Regions from separate parts of the Homo sapiens genome. Here region 1 is linked to region 2. A link is an interaction called in ENCODE POLR2A ChIA-PET data of the cell type or tissue named here. Cell type or tissue: Panc1. All regions are shown on one strand. Each heading gives the region's core, and the rest is flanking DNA. Links, peaks and the distances in the headings are about the cores only.

The links. ChIA-PET counts read pairs that join two places held together with the same protein. Peaks named below come from ENCODE experiments on the same cell type or tissue, not always from the same donor. Only the 100,000 strongest peaks of a DNase experiment are listed, where the experiment ranks them.
Region 1: POLR2A ChIA-PET joins it to region 2 with 5 read pairs; 6 of 35 experiments call an interaction of 5 or more read pairs at or near these places.

The regions. Positions count from the first base shown.
Region 1 is chr3:183,260,834-183,270,166 of GRCh38, reverse strand. All of the region lies in intron 15 of MCF2L2 (MCF.2 cell line derived transforming sequence-like 2), which reads left to right. B3GNT5 (UDP-GlcNAc:betaGal beta-1,3-N-acetylglucosaminyltransferase 5) reads right to left here. Exons shown (of 2, transcript NM_032047.5): 2 at 1-669. The coding sequence starts at 368. Among named protein-coding and RNA genes, the nearest start is that of B3GNT5, 12 kb to the right of the region's middle. RefSeq lists enhancers at 3,239-4,438, 6,361-7,065. In Panc1, for the core only: no CTCF peak of the experiment used is centred there; a DNase peak (open chromatin) is centred at 4,096; H3K4me3 peaks cover 1,700 bases; H3K27ac peaks cover 2,073 bases.
Region 2 is chr3:183,198,318-183,207,650 of GRCh38, reverse strand. MCF2L2 (MCF.2 cell line derived transforming sequence-like 2) reads left to right here. Exons shown (of 30, transcript NM_015078.4): 23 at 1-43; 24 at 1,437-1,529; 25 at 1,697-1,775. Among named protein-coding and RNA genes, the nearest start is that of LAMP3, 40 kb to the right of the region's middle. In Panc1, for the core only: a CTCF peak has its summit at 1,539; no DNase peak of the experiment used is centred there.

The DNA.
Region 1 (9,333 bases), core at 737-8,736, 62 kb before region 2:
GCATTCAGCTGAGACCGAACATAATTTTCATTGCCCCACGTCCTTCTAATTCCGGAACGTCGATCATAGTTTTCAGGAGCAGTTTTTACAAACAGTAAAAGGAGGACGTCTTGAGCTTGACACTTTTCCTTGTGGTTAATCAAGTATTGGTAGCGAGGCCCCGCTGAGGTGTGCTTAAGAGACAGGGTATCATTCACAAAGTCATAGCTATTTATGAGGTATCTGTAAGAATATGACTTCATATGGCTCACAATGTGATTATCGATTGGTTCCCAAAAAAACATGAGGCTCGCTAAAAAACAAGTAGCAAATAACTGAATAATTAACTGCCATTTTTTGACTCTTCTGCCACTAACCAACATTCTCATATCCACTCAAGTCTGTTTTTAGTTAGGATCAGTTTTAAACAGGCACGGGCTTCTTCGAGACCATAGAACTTCGTGTTTCGTAGAGTAGGTGTCCATCTTAATACATGTTGGTCATTAAAAATGGAAGTCTTCTTATTTTACAAAATAGTTTCTTTTAGTCCCATTTTTCTGAGATTGCGGAAGAATGGAACACCCTGTAGAACGAGGACACTGGCACGTCAAAATTCTTCCACACGGGCATCCTTCAGGAAGCGTGGTGGGCGGCCTCATGCGGCTCTCCCATGTGAATATTCCATGCCACCTATCACAGTCAAGAAGAGAAAAGAATCACAATCGCGTGGGTTACTAAGGTGCTGGAAAGAAACATATTCCTAATTCCTTAAAACCAAATGTAACCTGCCCTGTCTGCACAAAAGGTGATGAGGTAGTTAGTACTTAGCAGAGGCATACGGCTGTTTATTTTTTTTAAAGGAGGACAGGAAAAGGGAAAAAATTGCTTTACACTGTCTTCCCATTCAGAGTACAGAGACCTTTTTCTACTCCTACTCTTAAAAAAAAAAAAAAAAAAGCTTCCCAAACGGCTATAATCGTGTATACTTAAGTTCAAATTTCACAAACAGGTACATTCATGAATATACTGACTTGAATATGGTCAGGATGAAAGCAGATACATAGATCAAGGCAAAATCTTCAATGAAAAGAAAATTCACAGCAGTAAAAATCCATTAAGGCTTGCCCCAGACAAGGCAGGAATAAGAGTAAGACTTCTTTTTTCTTTTTTTTTAAATTAAGGTTCATAATCAAGGAGTCACAGTTTGCTCCTTGAAAGCAAACTCTCAGTAATCAAAATTACTTTGTGAGCCCCAGATTTATACAGCCACCTTCTTTCTGTACTTTTTTATTTGGAAATGCAGCAGGCGCCTCAATGTAACATGTTCTAAACTGGGAAGCAACAGAATGTAGCCAACAAGCACTGCCTTTGTAGTCAGGCAATTTGAACACCAATGCCGCCTTAGCCACTTACGGTTTCTTGTACCATATCATGCGCAGAAATTTGACAAATTGGGGTAAGACCGTTTAACTCGAAGTCTTTATGCAAATTAAATGGGAATATACATGACAAATGAAGGGAAGTAGACAGATGATTACCTAGCACACTAGGGTACTCAAGTGTCATTTCTCACCCATTCTGTTATCTTCTCCCCTAAAACCTGCTGTTCCTGTTTCTCTTTACATGTGCCTAACTGCACTTCTTTCATCTATGCCTGAAATCTGGAACCGCCCCCCCCATTTTCTCCACTTCCATTATTTAAATGTTTAATCCTGTGAATCACTTCTTCTAAATCTCTCTTCACCCCTTCATGTTATCATCACTTCTCACCCAGACTAGATGATCCCCTGGCCAGCCCACCTTCCACTTTACAGTCAGCGTGACCTTTGTAAAACTTGGATTTAACCACGAGACAAACTGAGCTCTTTTAACTCCTTCAGAGCCTCTCCATTAGTTAGTGACAAGATGAAGTCCAGCCTGGCCCACAGGACCCTTTAGGATCTGCCTCTCCAGCTGTTTGGTCCCATCATTTGACAATACCAAATTATTGGCTGAAAGCACAGTCACACTTGCCATTTCATATGCCCTGGTCTTTACACCAGCAGTCCTGTGGCCTGGCTACCTTCCTCCCTTGCTAATATGAAGTCTACAGACATCCTTCTCTGGGAAGCCTGAATTGGGATCAACCCATTCCCTGAAAGATGCTTCTCATCTCATCTGTATTGCCCCAGCACCTTCTTATACCCCATACAGAGACTTTTTAGGCACGATGTTGTGGACACCCTACACTCAGCATCCAGCTCAGTGTGTGACCCCTGGTAGGCATTCCCCAAATGTTGGTGCAAAGAACCATGCCGGGGGTGGAGCCACTGTTTACTCAAAGTGATGGTTACTGGGGAAGGATTGGAGGTCAGGACCCTAGCCAGGTGCCACCTCGGATGAGGTCCATGCCATGGCTGCTTACACCAGGTCCTCTCTTTTCCTCCACCACTGGGACGCAGCACCCTCCTTCCTCAAGAATTCTGTCCCCCGTGCTTACCACAGGTAAAACACTTCCTTGGATGGAAAGGTAGGCTCTCTTCCTCGGGGGTGGTACATTAGTTTCCTGGGCTTTGGACAGGACTGACGGGGAGAGAGCCGTGTAGGCTGAGCCACATAGCAAGCCCCAGGGCAAAGGCCCTGCTTTGTGCCCAGAGATCTGTTCTCAAGTCCCCCCGCCGGTTGACCCCTGATAGAAAACCAACTGTACACACTGAGTGCCCTGCAGAATGGGCCTAGCCTCAGCTGTGACACCTCCATCCCCACTTCAGAGCTTTCGGATCCAGCTATATTTCCCACCCCCATGATCACTCCACATCAGGGTGGAGGCAAAGGCCAGGTATGTAAAATGTCCAATGAGGACTAGAGATTAGAGCCAAGCCCCATTCAGACTTTGTCCAGAGATAATCAGTATAGGGCACACTTTATCGCCAAGGGCATTGATTTGAAAACTGCACGCACCACTTAGGAAGCCACAACCAGCATTTTTTTTTTTAAATACAGAGTGTACTGAGAGTAGTAAGAGCAAGAATCATTTTGTGAAACTTTTGGGTTTTCTGTGTGTGTGTGTTCAGGGGTGTAATGGGAAATGTGTTGCTGTGCTTTAATATCACAAAGGCTGAAGGCCGGCCATGGTGGCTCACGCCTGTAATCCTAGCGCTTTGGGAGGCCGAGGCAGGAGGATCACTTGAGGTCAGGAGTTTGAGACCAGCCTGGCAACATGGTGAAACCCCATCTCTATAAAAAATTCAAAAATTAGCCGGGTGTGGTGGTGCACACCTGTAATTCCAGCTTCTTGGGAGGCTGAGGCAGGAGAATCACTTGAATCAGGAAGGTGGAGGTTGCAATGAGCCGAGATCGTGCCACTGCACTCCAGCCTGGGTGACAGAATGAGATTCCATCTCAAAAAAAAAAAAAAGACTGAAACACTGCTCTAAGGAACAGATCAATATCAGTAATTTCCCCCTTTGGACAGGCTGGTCATTTCTGGACTGAATGCTCTAGAGGAAGGTGAGAAAGACGTCAGAAAATATCAGTTTCTGATGGTGGCATCTGCCTAAAATTTGCGAAATCACTTTCATTCAGGGGCCCACTTTCTCTCAGTTGCTCTCTCAGTCTTTCCACAGTGCTCATCCAGATAACAACCATCCTCTGAAGCCCCAAAACAAGGGCCCTCTGGCCTCCTCCACCATACATCTGGAAGGAACTGGAGGCTTAAAGCAAGGTAACAGAATTCTTGATGGCAGATTTTAAGCCAGCATACACATTTTTGAGAATTCTAGGAAAATTCTCAACTGAAAAGCATCTGCAGTTTCTACTCTAATTGACCCTGGGAAGGGAACAAAGAGGAAAGTAACCTTTGGAATCTCAGGGATCAAAGGGAAAACCAGCTGCCTATTCCTGAGCAGCTGTGCCCGGCAAGCTCCAATGCCAGCTTGCTTTGCACGTCCTACAGTTGTTTGCAAGTCTGAGCTTCTTGCTAGACTTTGTGCCCACAAGTCCAACTGCTCCCACACCCATTGTGCATCTATCTGACTCATTAAAGGTGCTAGTATCTCTCCAGTGAATCAGGCCTATTACTCACCAGGTTGGTGCATTGCTGCTGTTGCTTATATGGCTACTGTAAGCCGGCAGCTGGTTCAGAACCTTCATTTTGTCCCCACCCTCAACATGTACGTATTTATCTTATTTTCCTGTATTTTTTCAGCTGTTCCAAATTGACATCAACAAGTCAAAATGCTTTCTGAAAAATGACAAAAGACCTGTCACAAAGCCAACATCCCACGCTACTTATTTAGTTCAGCACAGCATGTGAAGCTGTAAAATGAGAATTCTCCCCCTCAGTAGTTTGAATTTTTTAGCCACCATTTACATAAATCACAACCAGATCTCACTGATAATACTGGAATGATAAGGGGAAGATTTAGGAAAGGTAAAACTCCTCAATACTTGAATGATAAGGGGAAGATTTAGGAAAAGTAAAACTCCTCATTTGTATTACACAGCTTCACTTGTATAACAAAAGAACATCTGAATTCCTCCAAATTGAACATAGTCACTAGGAGGCCTTTCCCAGCCTAAATCAAAAGCACTGCCCTCCCCCGGCCTGCGCCCGATCTAAATTGATCAATTACAAGTCAACACTGTTGCGCCCAGCTCCGGCTTTGCGGATGGAGACCACGCACATACAACTGGCGCTCACTCTTCTGGTTTCTTTCGGCGTCTTAAAGCTTCTCTAAAGCACAGCTTCCAGCTTTCCTATTCAGAGTGCAGGGGAGGGACCTAGGAAGAAGCCCACAAGCCTGCCGATCTGGTAGAAGAAAATGCTGGGCCTGGCAGGAAACAAAGCAAGCCCAATGCCGAATGCGCAGCTCAGCAACCATCCACAACAGACTGCTGTGGGTGCAGCTTCCTTTGTGTGCCTGCAGCACGGGTCAGTGGCCAATCAACAGACTAGAAACTCAAGGGTTACCCCTGTTTGGGGCCAGATTTATTGTGTAACCTTGGGCAACCCTCACCTCACTCTGATTCGGTGCTTTAATCTGCAAATCAGGGATGAATATCCATGTAATGTCACCGAGGGGCAGTAAAAATTATAAATGACTTCAGAGCCTGCTGAAAATAGGAAATAGAAAAAGCATGGGAGAGAAGAGGACAAAGAATTGCTTAGAAGAAAATATGCAGATATCTCAGATACAACCTGGGTTTGCTTCTATTTGGACTGAGAAGAAGGGACAGGTATTCTTAGTATTATCTTTTCTAATAGAGGTAGTCAGAAGAATAAAGAATAGAAGTAGGAACATCAGAAAAGAGGTGACAGATCCCAAATACTTTTCAGTCTAGGAGCCGTGCCCCTCAGTTACTCATAAGAATATTCTTTCACAAGAGAGCTCTTTAAACTTTTTGGGAAAAAACTAGTTAGAACACCCAAAGGCTACAAGTTTCCCTGCAATAATCCCTGATTGTTGTAAACCTTACCCCTGCTGTCAACTCATTTCTTTGTTGAGTCTACTTTTGTGATGCTGAGATAATATGTGAAACCTGCTATCCGTTTTGAAGTTTTAATCAAGATGGGGAGGTCCACACTTCTAAGTACAAGTTAAACAACCTCAGTCTCCAGTTGTTTCAATTAATCCTACAAGTATATGAGTATTTACTCTGCGGGTTCTTATACCAGACACAGTGGGAGATCATGAAGAAGTATTTTACAGTCTCCAATCTCAAAGCATTTACACTCTATTTGTGACAAGACTCGTAGTTCCCACATGAAAGCATAGTTCCCACAGACAACAATGGGCAAATCCTGGTAAGGTACAGTGTGTCTGCATGACACCAACCCCAGGCACAAGAGGGAAGTCTCTGGGACTAGTAGAGAAATCGGTGGGGGTTGGATTAGTCAGGATTTTAGGAGGGCCTGAGGACGACTAGGATTTAGGTGGCTGCAGGAGTAGGAACAATCTTTGTTTTAGACAAGAACTGTGTATGGCAGATAGAAGATTTGAAAGCAGAGAGGTGGGAACCTGCTTATGGAGAACCTTGAAAATCAGGTAGAGGAGTCTTAGGGGGGTACAGAAAGCAGCAGGAAGTCATAGAAATTTCTGGTTTTGTTTGTTATAGTAACTCCCTTGCTCAGTATTTATTAAGTTTGAGCAAGAGGGATTAAACTGGCTAATGGTGGTATGGGGTGAAATGCAGAATGCCTGAAGATCAGGACGCTGGTTTCTCAAGGGCTCACACTGATGCCGGATGAGGTGAGGAAGGCCTAGTCGAGGGTGGTGGAAATGGGGACGGAAGGAAGGCATAAAGAAGGCCCTTTCAAGAAAATCAAAGACCTAGCAGGACCTGATGAATGACCTGGGATGGCGAGTAAAGGAGGAAGAAGAGAAGTAAGAGCTAATTTCAAGCATTACCAACAAGGGAGGGAAAACTGGTTTCCTGAGTTAGGAGTGAAGGAGTATTTGATTTTAGACTCGCATTGAGTTCGAGGCGATGGAGAGACAAGAAGGTACAGATGTCCAGGGGGTAATAATCTAAGACGAGTTAGACAGGACTGGAGAGATCCAGGTGGGTACTCTGAGCATGAAGATGACTAATTTCATGAATGTGGATAAGCTCTCTAGGTGGAGAGACAGCAATGGGCCTGGAGGAAAAATAAACTCCGGAGAAGGAGAGAAAGGAGGAGTCAATGAAAAAAGGGCTCATTCATCAGAAAATTAAGATGGGGTTAACAAATGGGTAGAGTGGGTAAGCAGGACAAACAAGGCCCTGGTCTTGGAGCTCTAAGTGGGGAAGAGAGACATTGACCATATAGTTAGGGTTGTGCTGGGTGCTACAGGAGGGTCTAAAGATGGACCCTGCCCCACTTGGGGGCTGGTTTGAGGTTGGGGAGGGCAATTTCCAGGAAGAAAAGCAACAGTGAACTGTATTTCTGCATTTTATTCAGTAGACTTACACCACACTCAAGTCTAAGGACACCTTATGGTGTGTATACCATTTTGATCATGTGATCTCCCAACACTCAAGACACCTTATCAGCCAGGAAGTTGTTTACATGGCTTCACTGAGAACTGCATTTCTTCTGAGACCTCAAATTCCAGGATACTCACTCTATAGTACACTCACTCCTCAGCTGCAACTTCTAAATATTCATCGAGAACCTTCTGCCACCCCACCCTGCCCAGCAGTCTCCTGACCTTTCTTCCTCACACACCTCCCCCGTTTCAGATGCAGAATCATTGGACACCTTTGCCCTCCCACCCCAACAACCCCAGACCCCAGCGCCCTCCCATCTTCCTGTTCCTATGACACCTCCAGGGCTGCTGGGGAAATGGGACTTACCAGGCAGGCAGCGTCACCACAAATGGCACTATCTAGCTTTGAGCAGTTTTCAGTGCTACGTGACTGTTCCTGAACTTGTCCCGAACCTTCTCCCTTTCCCAGTCTCTTCAGCGGCCATGCTAAATCTCCCCCTCCCAGGCTCTGTCCCCCCCACCCTGAAGACTTCACCTCCTGTCTGCTTCCTAGAGAAAGGAGGAGACATCAGACACACCATCAGCTCCTCCTCCCCTTCTGGGCCGCCTCCTCATGGGCTCCCTAGTTCCCCAACACTCACCATTCCCTCTATAAAACATACTGATCGGGCCGGGACTAGGGGGAGACAAGGGAGCCACTTATTTTAGGTGCACAATTTAAGGGGGTACCAAAAACTCCGTAGTCAGTATAATATTTTGATGCAATATTTTTAAAAAATCAAAGTTACTGAAAAAAATCCACAGTGAACAAAATGTCAAAACGGTAAACCAAGACAGGCTCCAACCCTGCACTTATACAGCCCTGCCTCACCTGACTCCCCTAATCCCTGTCCTGCTGACTGGGGCCTGCTGGGGGCTGAATATTGCCAACTTCCATGGACATGTCTGCATTCTTAGTATATGTATGTATACCAACCTAAAGTATCATAAAACAAGACTAACCCTTAGTGTATATAATAAAGTATCATAAAACAAGACTAACCCTTAGTGTATATAATAAAGTATCATAAAACAAGACTAACCCTTAGTGTATATAATAAAGTATCATAAAACGATACTAATCCTTGTATTAGTATTATGATACTTTAATTTGGTATATATATATATAATATATATGCATTCCTCATTCCTTTATATCTTTTAAACTTTTATTAATAAATATTCATATATATATATATATATGAATGCCCAATTCTATTCTTTTTTTTTTTTTTTTAATGCTGGACATGAAAACCTCCTAAAACGGTTGTCTGAACCATGAATGGATTGTGTTCTACATAGCTGAAAAACACCAATCTAGAATGGAATCAAACCTCTACCATAAAATCATCCTCTCTTACTTCAATTATTGCCAAAACAAGAACAAACCCAGAAATTCTATATAAGAAGGCAGTATAATTTAATGGAAAGACTAACAGATTAGAAGAAAACTAAGAAATTTAATCATTCCATTCTAGCTCTGGTTTTTTCCTTGCGGGGGAAATAAAATACTGTAGTGAAACCTACATAGAAAACAAGACTGAACTGATAATTTTCTTCATTTAAAAAATCAATTTAATACTTGGAATATCCCCATGCATCATGAAAATATAATGATCCCTTTAAAAGTGATATGCTTAGAAAGTAGACTATATAAGGCTCCTCCGGTGAGTCACAGTTTTTAAAAAAATTTCCTTTATATCCTCATTCCTTTATATCTTTTACATTTAAACTTTTATTACTTAATAAAGTCCCACGTGGGAGAGTTTTTAGTTCCTGTCCACACATAACTAAAGGAAAGAAAGATAAAATCTTCTGTACCATCTTTATGCTGCATTTTGTTCTATATTCCAAGTATTTTTTCCTGGCTTCTTCTCGTCATCTGTTTCCTGTTAAGTATAGCTAGGACCAATCTTCAGAAGCCAAACTGCCTTGTTGAGAGAGATCAGGAATAAAAAGCCCCAGATTTACTGGAAAAGCTATAATTTGATCTTCCTAGATTTTTTCTTAATAAATTACTTACAATAATCGGTGTTAAGAAATATAACTAGTTACTATTTGGTACTAATTGCCTAGTCTGTTTGCTCAAGGAGGAAGGAGGCAATGTGAAATGTGAATTTATAACTCACATTTTAAGGTGAAACATTAGATATCTTTGCAACTGTTACATTTCCAATATAAGACCTCTAAAAAAGAAAAGAAATTCTACCTAATGGCTGTCTTCAAGTGTTTTTGTGCTGGGGCTTTAGCTATATGGAACTTTATTTCAAGCCATGGGCAACAATTAGAAGCCATTTGGAATTCTTATCCTCCTGCAGAGAATACATTTGTAGAGTTAGTTCTTGATTCAGTGTTAGTCCAAAGA
Region 2 (9,333 bases), core at 691-8,690:
CCAGGGATTATCTCCTCATTACAGCTTCAAGAAGACCATGAAGGTAAAGGGAGTCCTATTGCATCTGGGAGTCGCCCTATGCAGAAAAGAGAGAGATCGTTTTCCTTATTTTACAGATGAGGAAGCTGCAGTGTAGAGAGGTGAAGTTAACTTGCCAAATACCACACCACAGGGCTAGAATCCATAGCCGGGTCTGTCTGACTCCAGGGTCAGAGCTTATGGGCCAGGGCTGGCATAGGAGTGCCTTTGTACTAGAGAAAAAAGACTATATGGCAGCCAGTCTGGACAAACTAATTAGTAAAAGTACCCTCTTTCTTCCAGGCAAAGAGGTAAAAGAGAGTTGAAAGACTTAGTGATGAGAACATGGGCTGGATTTCATCTTAGACTTGTCCTTCTCAACGGTGTATCTTTGTGTCTAAGTGCAGGCATTGTCCTGACCTTGGGGTCTAAGGCACCCAGGCCCACACCAAGCATTGTTTTCTCACCTGTTTAGAAACTGTTTCATAGCCAGTTAGCTCTCAGGCTATGAAACACACACACCCACATACAGGAGCCACACCCATATATATTTATGCTGTTGTGATTAAAGCTGTTAATTTGTTCATAGTAGCCTTTGTTTTCTTTCTCCCCTTCCTTCCTTCCTTCCTCCCTCCCTTCCTTCCTCCCTCCCTCCCTCCCTTCCTTCCTTCCTTCCTTCCTTCCTTCCTTCCTTCCTTCCTTCCTTCCTTCCTTCCTTTCTTTCTTTCTGTCTTTCTTTCTTGTCTTTCTTTCTTTCTTTTCTTTCGACAGAGTTTTGCTCTTGTTGCCCAGGCTGGAGTGCAATGGCATGATCTTGGCTAACTGCAACCTCCACCTCCCGGGTTCAAGCAATTCTGCCTCAGCCTCCCAGGTAGCTGGGATTACAGGCACGCACCAGCATGCCCAGCTAATTTTGTATTTTTAGTAGAGACAGGGTTTCACCATGTTGGTCAGGCTGGTCTCGAACTCCTGACCTCAGGTGATCCGCCCACCTAGGCCTCCCAAAGTGCTGGAATTACAGGACTGATTACAGAGGCATGAGCCACCATACCTGGCCTTGTTATTTATGTTTCTGAATAGATCCTTATTCAGTTACTATTACGTAGAAAGTTGTAAAATACACGTTGAAGGAGAAATGATCTCTTCACTGAAAGGTTGAGGGCTGCAGCGCCTCCTGCATAAAGATACAGTAGAAAGTTAACAGTCTGTGTTACCTTCTGAAACAGATGAGACAGAAGACACTGTACCAGATTGTGTTTTATGCTGTCTTGGAGTCATTAAGAGAGGAAAGCAAAAACTTGAAAGGAAGATGAAAGAAGAGAGCTGTCAAGGATAGAAAGGATTAGAGTGATTGACAGGGACTATTTTAAAATCAGAAAACGATGGTATAGAACATTTCTCTTCCCTCTTTATAATAGCTGATGACACTTTCAATTCGCCAGCTTGGAAGGGGGAGCCATAGAAAGTTTGAGATTGCCAGTCGAAATGGACTTGAGAAATACATCCTGCAGGTAACGCTCATGCCTTCCCCATGGGTCTCCTCTACTCTTTCCTTATTGTGTTCCCATGACTTGACAAGTGTTTTCTATCTCATTAGTCTAACGGTCACTGGGAGAATAAAAACTCTGCAATTAATACTCATGGTAGTCTTATAGTGTTTTCTTATGTGTGATTGCAGGCAGCTTCAAAAGAAATCAGAGACTGTTGGTTTTCAGAAATAAGTAAATTATTGATGGAACAACAAAATAATATCAAAGGTAGGTTACCCCTGCTGACTTTCGTCTGTCGAGTTATACTGATTTCAGCTCAGTGGGGGATGTGCAAATTGGGGATATTGTGAAAGAAAATGGTTTGCTGGGAAAACAACTGTGGCCACATTTTCACAGTCCCTGGAAGCACCTATGCTTGATTTCCACTGTGGTGGAGGTGGAGGGGTTGTGTGATTGTGTGTGGTTGTGTTGGTTTGTCCCTTTTGGTTGTGTTCCCCCCACCACTTAATTGCCAAGGTCACCTTTAATCAAAAATCTGATGGCCACCCAAGAAAATGTTAACAGAGATTCAAATGGCCAATGCTACCTTTCAGACACTGTACTACTTTTTTTAAAACATCAAGATATAATTAACATGCCATCAAATTCACTGTCTAAAATATACAATTCAGTGGGTTTTAGATTATTCACAAGGCTCAATAACCATCCCCAGTCTAATTCTATTTTTTTACTTCTTACTTTTGTTTTTTGTTTTGTTTTGTTTTGAGATGGAGTTTTTGCTCTTGTCGCCCAGGCTGGAGTGCAGTGGCACCATCTGGGCTCACTGCAACCTCTGCCTCCCAGGTTCAAGTGATTCTCCTGCCTCAGCCTCCCGAATAGCTGGGACTACAGGCGCGCCAACACGCCTGGCTAATTTGTGTGTTTGTAGTAGAGACAGGGTGTCACCATGTTGGGCAGGATGGTCTTGATCTCCTGACCTTATGATCTGCCTGCCTCGGCCTCCCAAAGTGCTGGGATTACAGGTGTGAGCCACTGCGCCCAGCTGTTTTTTGTTTTAAAGTATTTAACAGCCTAATTCTAATTATACTTCCAAAATATTTTCATAACTCTCCCAACAAAAAAATTCTGTACCAATTAGCAATCATTCTCCATCTCTCACCTTTACCCAGCCCCTGGCAATCACTAATGTATTTCCTGTCTCTATTGGATGTTTTCTCTACACATCACATATATGGCCCTTTCTGTCTAGCTTCTTTCACTTTGCGTATTTTTTTAAGTTTCATTTATGTTGTAGTATCTATCAGTACTTCATACCTTTTTATGGCTGAGTAACAGTCCATTGTATGGATATACCATCTTTGTTTATCCATTCATTAGTTGATGAAGATTTGGGGTTTTTCCCCTTTTTGGATACTGTAAGTAAAGCTGCTGTAGATATTTTTGTACAGATTTTTGTATGAATCTTTATTTCCAGTTTTCTTTGGTGTATATATGTAGAATTGCCAGACCATATGGTAACTTTTGTTAACTTTCTGAGGAACTTCCAAATCATCTTTCAAAACAGTACCACCATTTCACATTCACACCAGCAATATAATAGTTGGGTTCAATTTTCTCCATTTCCTTACTAACACTTGTATTGTTCATTATAATAACATTATTATTATTATTATTATTATCATTGCCATCCTAGTGGGCATGTACTAGTATCTCATTGTGATTTTGATTTACATTTCCCTCATGGCTAGTGATGTTGAGCATCTTTTAACATGCATATTGGCCATTGGTATATCTTCTTTGTAGAAATGTCAGTTAACTCATTTGTATGTTTTTTAATTGGCTTGTCATTTTATGGTTGAATTGTAAGAGTTATTTATATATTCTGGATACTGGACTTTTATCAGATATATTATTTGCAAGTATTTTTTCCCATACTGTGCATTGTCTTTTTACTCTCTTGATAGTGTTCTTTGCAAAGAGTTTATAGTTTTAACTCTTACAGTTAAGCCTTTGACTCATTCCGAGTTAATTTTTGTATATGATGTGAATTAGGGGCCCAAGTTCCTTTTTTTACATGTGGATATCCATTGTCCTAGAACCATTGATTGAAAAGACTATTCTTTCCCCACTTTGAATGGTCTTGGCATCTTTGTTGAAGATAAATTGGCTTTAGGTATAGAATTCCTTGTTGACCCTCTTTTTCTTTAAGCACTTTGAATATGTCATCCCATTGCCTTCTCAACTCTGTGATTTCTGATAGAAATCAGCTGTTAATCTTATTGAAGAGTCCTTCTATGTGCTTGCTGCTTTCAAGATAATTTCATTGTCTTTGTTGACAGTTTGATTATGTTATCTCTAGGTGTGGATCTTGATCTCTTTGAATTTATATTTCTTGGAGTTTATAGACTTTCTTGAAGGTATAGATTAATGTTTTCATCAGATTTGGGAAATGTTCAGCCATTGCTTCTTTAAATATTATTTTAGCCCATTTATCCCTCTCTCCTTCTGAGACTGCCATTATGCGTCATTAGCGTGCTTGAAGGTATCTCACAGTCTCTGAGGCTCTATTCATTTTTCCTTCATTCCTCTTTCTTTCTCTTCCTCAGACTGGATAGATTCAATTGACCTATTTCTGAGTTCTCTAATTCTTTCTTCTGCCTGCTCAGATCTGCTATTGAGCCAGCCACTCTAGTGAATTTCTCATTCAATTATTATACTTTTGAAATCTAGAATTTCTGTTTCGTCCTTTAAAACAAATCTTTATATTTTCTATTTAATGAGGATTTGTTCTTGTGCTTTCCTTTAGTCTTTATATATGATTTCCTTTAACTTTTTGAACATGTAAAAATAGTTAAAGTATTGGTCTAGTAAAGTCAGTATCTTGGCTTCCTCAGGAACAGTTTTTTCTTTTTTCTTTTTTTTTCTTTTTTGAGACAGAGTCTTGCTCTGTAGCCCAGGCTGGAGTGCAATGGCATGATCTCAGCTCACTGCAACCTCCGCCTCCTGGGTTCAAGCAATTCTTCTGCCTCAGCCTCCCGAGTAGCTGGGATTACAGGTGCACGCCACCATGCCTGGCTAAATTTGTATTTTTCTTTTAGTAGAGATGGGGTTTCAACATGTTGGTCAGGCTGGTCTCAAACTCCTGACCTCTGGTGATCTGCCTGCCTTGGCCTCCCAAAGTGCTGGGATTACAGGCATGAGCCACTGCACCTGGCCTAGGAACAGTTTGTATTGACTGGTTTTTCTTTTTCCCTGGGTATGGACTGCATTTTCTTATTTCTTTACATGTCTCATTATTTTCTGTTAAAATTGCACATTTTAAATAACATAATGTAGCAACTCTGGAAATTGGACCTTCCCACCTCTACTGTTTGTTGGTGTTGCTGTTTATTGTTGTTTGTTATAGTGACTTTTCTAAACTAATTCTGTGAAGTCTGTATTTATGTGCAGCCATTGAAGCCTCTGTTCAGTTAGCTTAGTGATCTAAATACTAATGACATGACAGAGATTTCTTTAAACACCTGAAAGCAGTAAGTCTTCTAGTCTTTGCCAAGGGGCTCTGTGTGCACATTAGGGCACACCTTCACACTCAGCCTGGCACTTGACAGTTCTAGCCTAGCTTTCACTTTCTGTTTGTGCAGATCATCAAGATCAGCCAGAGGTAAGATCGTGGGGCCTTCGCAGATCTGTCCTGAACATGTTCACAGGAAATGTGTGCATGGTCTTCTAGAGTCTCATAAATATTTTGGAGCCTTTACAACCCTCTATGAGCATCTTATTCCTGAGCATTTCATTTTAAACCTTCTGATTAGCCCATGTTTGCCCCACTGTTAGCCAATACCTCGAGCAACCAAGAAGTTAAACAATTGCCTGTAATCATTTTCTACAAAGGCCTTTGGGGAAAAGACTTTTCACATTGGGCAAGTTCTGAGTCAGGCCTAATAAAGACAGACTTGCAGGTCAGGTATTCCTAGAAACCCGTGGACAGATCAAATAATGATAATTCTCTAAGAATGAGGCTCCATAGTTCCCCCATTCCTGTTCTGCCCCTCCCATGGCTGCCAGACTGCTGATTTTCACTATCATTGCAGGCTGTTCATTTCTAAGGCTACCACCAAGGAAGGGGAGGATAGAAATAGGGCAAGTTAAAAAGCTCATTAGTCATACTGAGACACAGCCATTTTCCTTGAATAAATGCTCTCCAGATTGCTGCAAGCCATCATTTAATTTCCAGTGTTCTCCGAAGACAAAAACCACATGATTATCTCAATAGATGCAGTAAAGGTCTTCAACAAAATTCAACAGCCCTTCATGCTAAAAACTCTCAATAAACTAGGTATTGATGGGACGTATCTCAAAATAATGAGAACTATTTATGACAAACCCACAGCCAATATCATACTGAATGGGCAAAAACTGGAAGTATTCCCTTTGAAACCTGGCAGAAGACAGGGATGCCCTCTCTCACCACTCCTACTCAACATAGTGTTGGAAGTTCTGGCCAGGGCAATCAGGCAGGAGAAAGAAATAAAGGGTATTGAATTAGGAAAAGAGAAAGTCAAATTGTCAAATTGCAGATGACATGATTGTATATTTAGAAAACCCCATCGTCTCAGCCCAAAATCTCCTTAAGCTGATAAGCAACTTCAGCAAAGTCTCAGTATACAAAATCAATGTGCAAAAATTACAAGCATTCCTATACACCAATAACAGACAAACAGAGAGCCAAATCATGAGTGAACTCCCATTCACAATTGCTTCAAAGAGAATAAAATACCTAGGAATCCAACTTACAAGGGATGTGAAGGACCTCTTCAAGGAGAACTACAAACCACTGCTCAACAAAATAAAAGAGGACACAAACCAATGGAAGAACATTCCATGCTCATGGATAGGAAGAATCAATATCGTGAAAATGGCCATACTGCCCAAGGTAATTTATAGATTCAATGCCATCCCCATCAAGCTACCAATGACTTTCTTCACAGAATTGGAAAAAAACTACTTTAAAGTTCATATGGAACCAAAAAAGAGCTTGCATTGTCAAGATAATCCTAAGCCAAAAGAACAAAGCTGGAGGCATCACGCTACCTGACTTCAAACTATACTACAAGGCTACAGTAATCAAAACAGCATGGTACTGGTACCAAAAACAGAGATATAGACCAATGGAACAGAACAGAGCCCTCAGAAATAATATCATACATCTACAACCATCTGATCTTTGACAAACCTGACAAAAACAAGAAATAGGGAAAGGATTCCCTATTTAATAAATAGTGCTGGGAAAACTGGCTAGCCATATGTAGAAAGCTGAAACTGGATCCCTTCCTTACACCTTATACAAAAATGAATTCAAGATGGATTAAAGACTTAAATGTTAGACCTAAAACCATAAAAACCCTAGAAGAAAACCTAGGCAATACCATTCAGGCCATAGGCATGGGCAAGGACTTCATGACTAAAACACCAAAAGCAATGGCAACAAAAGCCAAAATTGACAAGTGGGATCTAATTAAACTAAAGAGTTTCTGCGCAGCAAAAGAAACTACCATCAGAGTGAACAGGCAACTTACAGAATGGGAGAAAATGTTTACAATCTACCCATCTGACAAAGGGCTAATATCCAGAATCTACAAAGAACTTAAACAAATTTACAAGAAAAAAATCAACCCCATCAAAAAGTGGGCAAAAGATATGAACGGTCACTTCTCAAAAGAAGACATTTATGCAGCCAACAGACACATGAAAAAATGCTCATCATCACTGGCCATCAGAGAAATGCAAATCAAAACCACAATGAGATAACATCTCACACCAGTTAGAAAGGCAATCTTTAAAAAGTCAGGAAACAACAGGTGCTGGAGAGGATGTGGAGAAATAGGAACACTTTTACACTGTTGGTGGGACTGTAAATTAGTTCAACCATTGTGGAAGACAGTGTGGCGATTCCTCAAAGATCTAGAACTACAAATATCGTTTGACCCAGCCATCCCATTACTGGGTATATACCCAAAGGATTATAAATCATGCTGCTATAAAGATACATGCACACGTATGTTTATTGCAGCACTATTCACAATAGCAAAGACTTGGAACCAACCCAAATGTCCATCAATGATAGACTGGATTAAGAAAATGTGGCACATATACACCATGGAATACTATGCAGCCATAAAAAACAATGAGTTCATGTCCTTTGTAGGGACATGGTGAAGCTGGAAACCATCATTCTGAGCAAACTATCGCAAGGACAGAAAACCAAACACCGTGTGTTCTCACTCATAGGTGGGAACTGAACAATGAGAACACTTGGTCACAGGGTAGGGAACATCACACACCAGGGCCTGTGGTGGGGTGGGGGGAGGGGGAAGGGATAGATAGCATTAGGGGATATACATAATGCAAATGATGAGTTAATGGGTGCAGCACACCAACATGGCACATGTATACATATGTAACAAACCTGCATGTTGTGCACACGTACCCTAGAACTTAAAGTATAATAAAAAAAAAAAAAAGGAAAAAAAAATTTCGATATTCTGAAAATAAATTTTCTAACCATTTTTGGCCAGTTTTTTCCATGCTTTCACAAAGAAGAGAATTTGGGGACGGGTTTTTTCTCCACCATTTTCACTGATGTCACACACTGTACTCCTTTCAACAATTACAAATCATCTTTAAGCAGGCTTTATCCTTTCACTTTGTTTGCAGGGATATTTGGTGGGAAAATCCACAGCGAGCTTTATCAATTGAGTTCTGACCTTCCCCTCAGGTAATGTTACTAGGGTGAAGAAATGCCAGTTTCATGTGGAAAGTCTATCTTCCATCATTTATACTGGCAGTGGTTTGCATTTTGGGTAAGAAAAATCACATAAAAATGAAAAGATAACTTTTTTCTTTAGAGATAGCAGGAATGCAACTGGCTCACACTTTTTCTAGGTCTTCTATGATCATCAGCTGCTCAGGAACGTGCAAAGCTGGGTGTGCATCATAAGATAAGGGAAAAGGTAAACCAAGCAGTGTAACTGGAAAGCCACCACATCAGTTTTCTGTCACAAAAACCAAGCAACATAAGTTCTTGATTTAAACTGTAGGTAACTGCCAGGAACTAGTAACAATATTATGTCATTGATTTTACTTTGTATACAGATAAGATGGGAAAAAAACTATGGTTTACTTTTGTTTTACAACTATTAATATTATGTTAAATATATGTCATGGTAATTGAGTAGGAGTGTCCTAGAGGCTTAACACAGAATGATATGGCAACTCTAGTAGAAAAAGTCACTTGTTCCCTGCAGAAACAACATTCTAGTCACAAGCTTGTTTAGAAATCCTTACTCACTAGGTCAGTGTTTCTCAAAGGGTGGTTTAAGGACCACCTGCATTCAAATTATTTGAAGGGCTTGCTACAAATGCAGATTTCTAGGTTCCACCCCAGAACTATAGAATAGCTAGGGTTAGTCCTGGGGACATACATTTTAGCTTATTAAGGTTTCTAGGTAGAGACCTTTTACTACAATTTTTAAAACTCCTTTACTGAGGTATAATGACACGATAAACCACACATATTTAAAGTGTACAATCTGATAAGTTTTGACATCTGTATACATCTGTAAGGCATCACCACAGTAAGGATAATGAACATGCCTATCACCGCCAAAGGTTTGTTCACACTGCTTTGCATTCCCTTTCTCCTGCCCCTCCCTCACCCACCCCAGGTGACCACCAATCTCCTTTCTGTCACTATAGGTTAGTTTGCATTTTCTAGAATTTCATAAGAGATAATACACTATGTACTTTTTTTTTTGGTCTGGCTTCT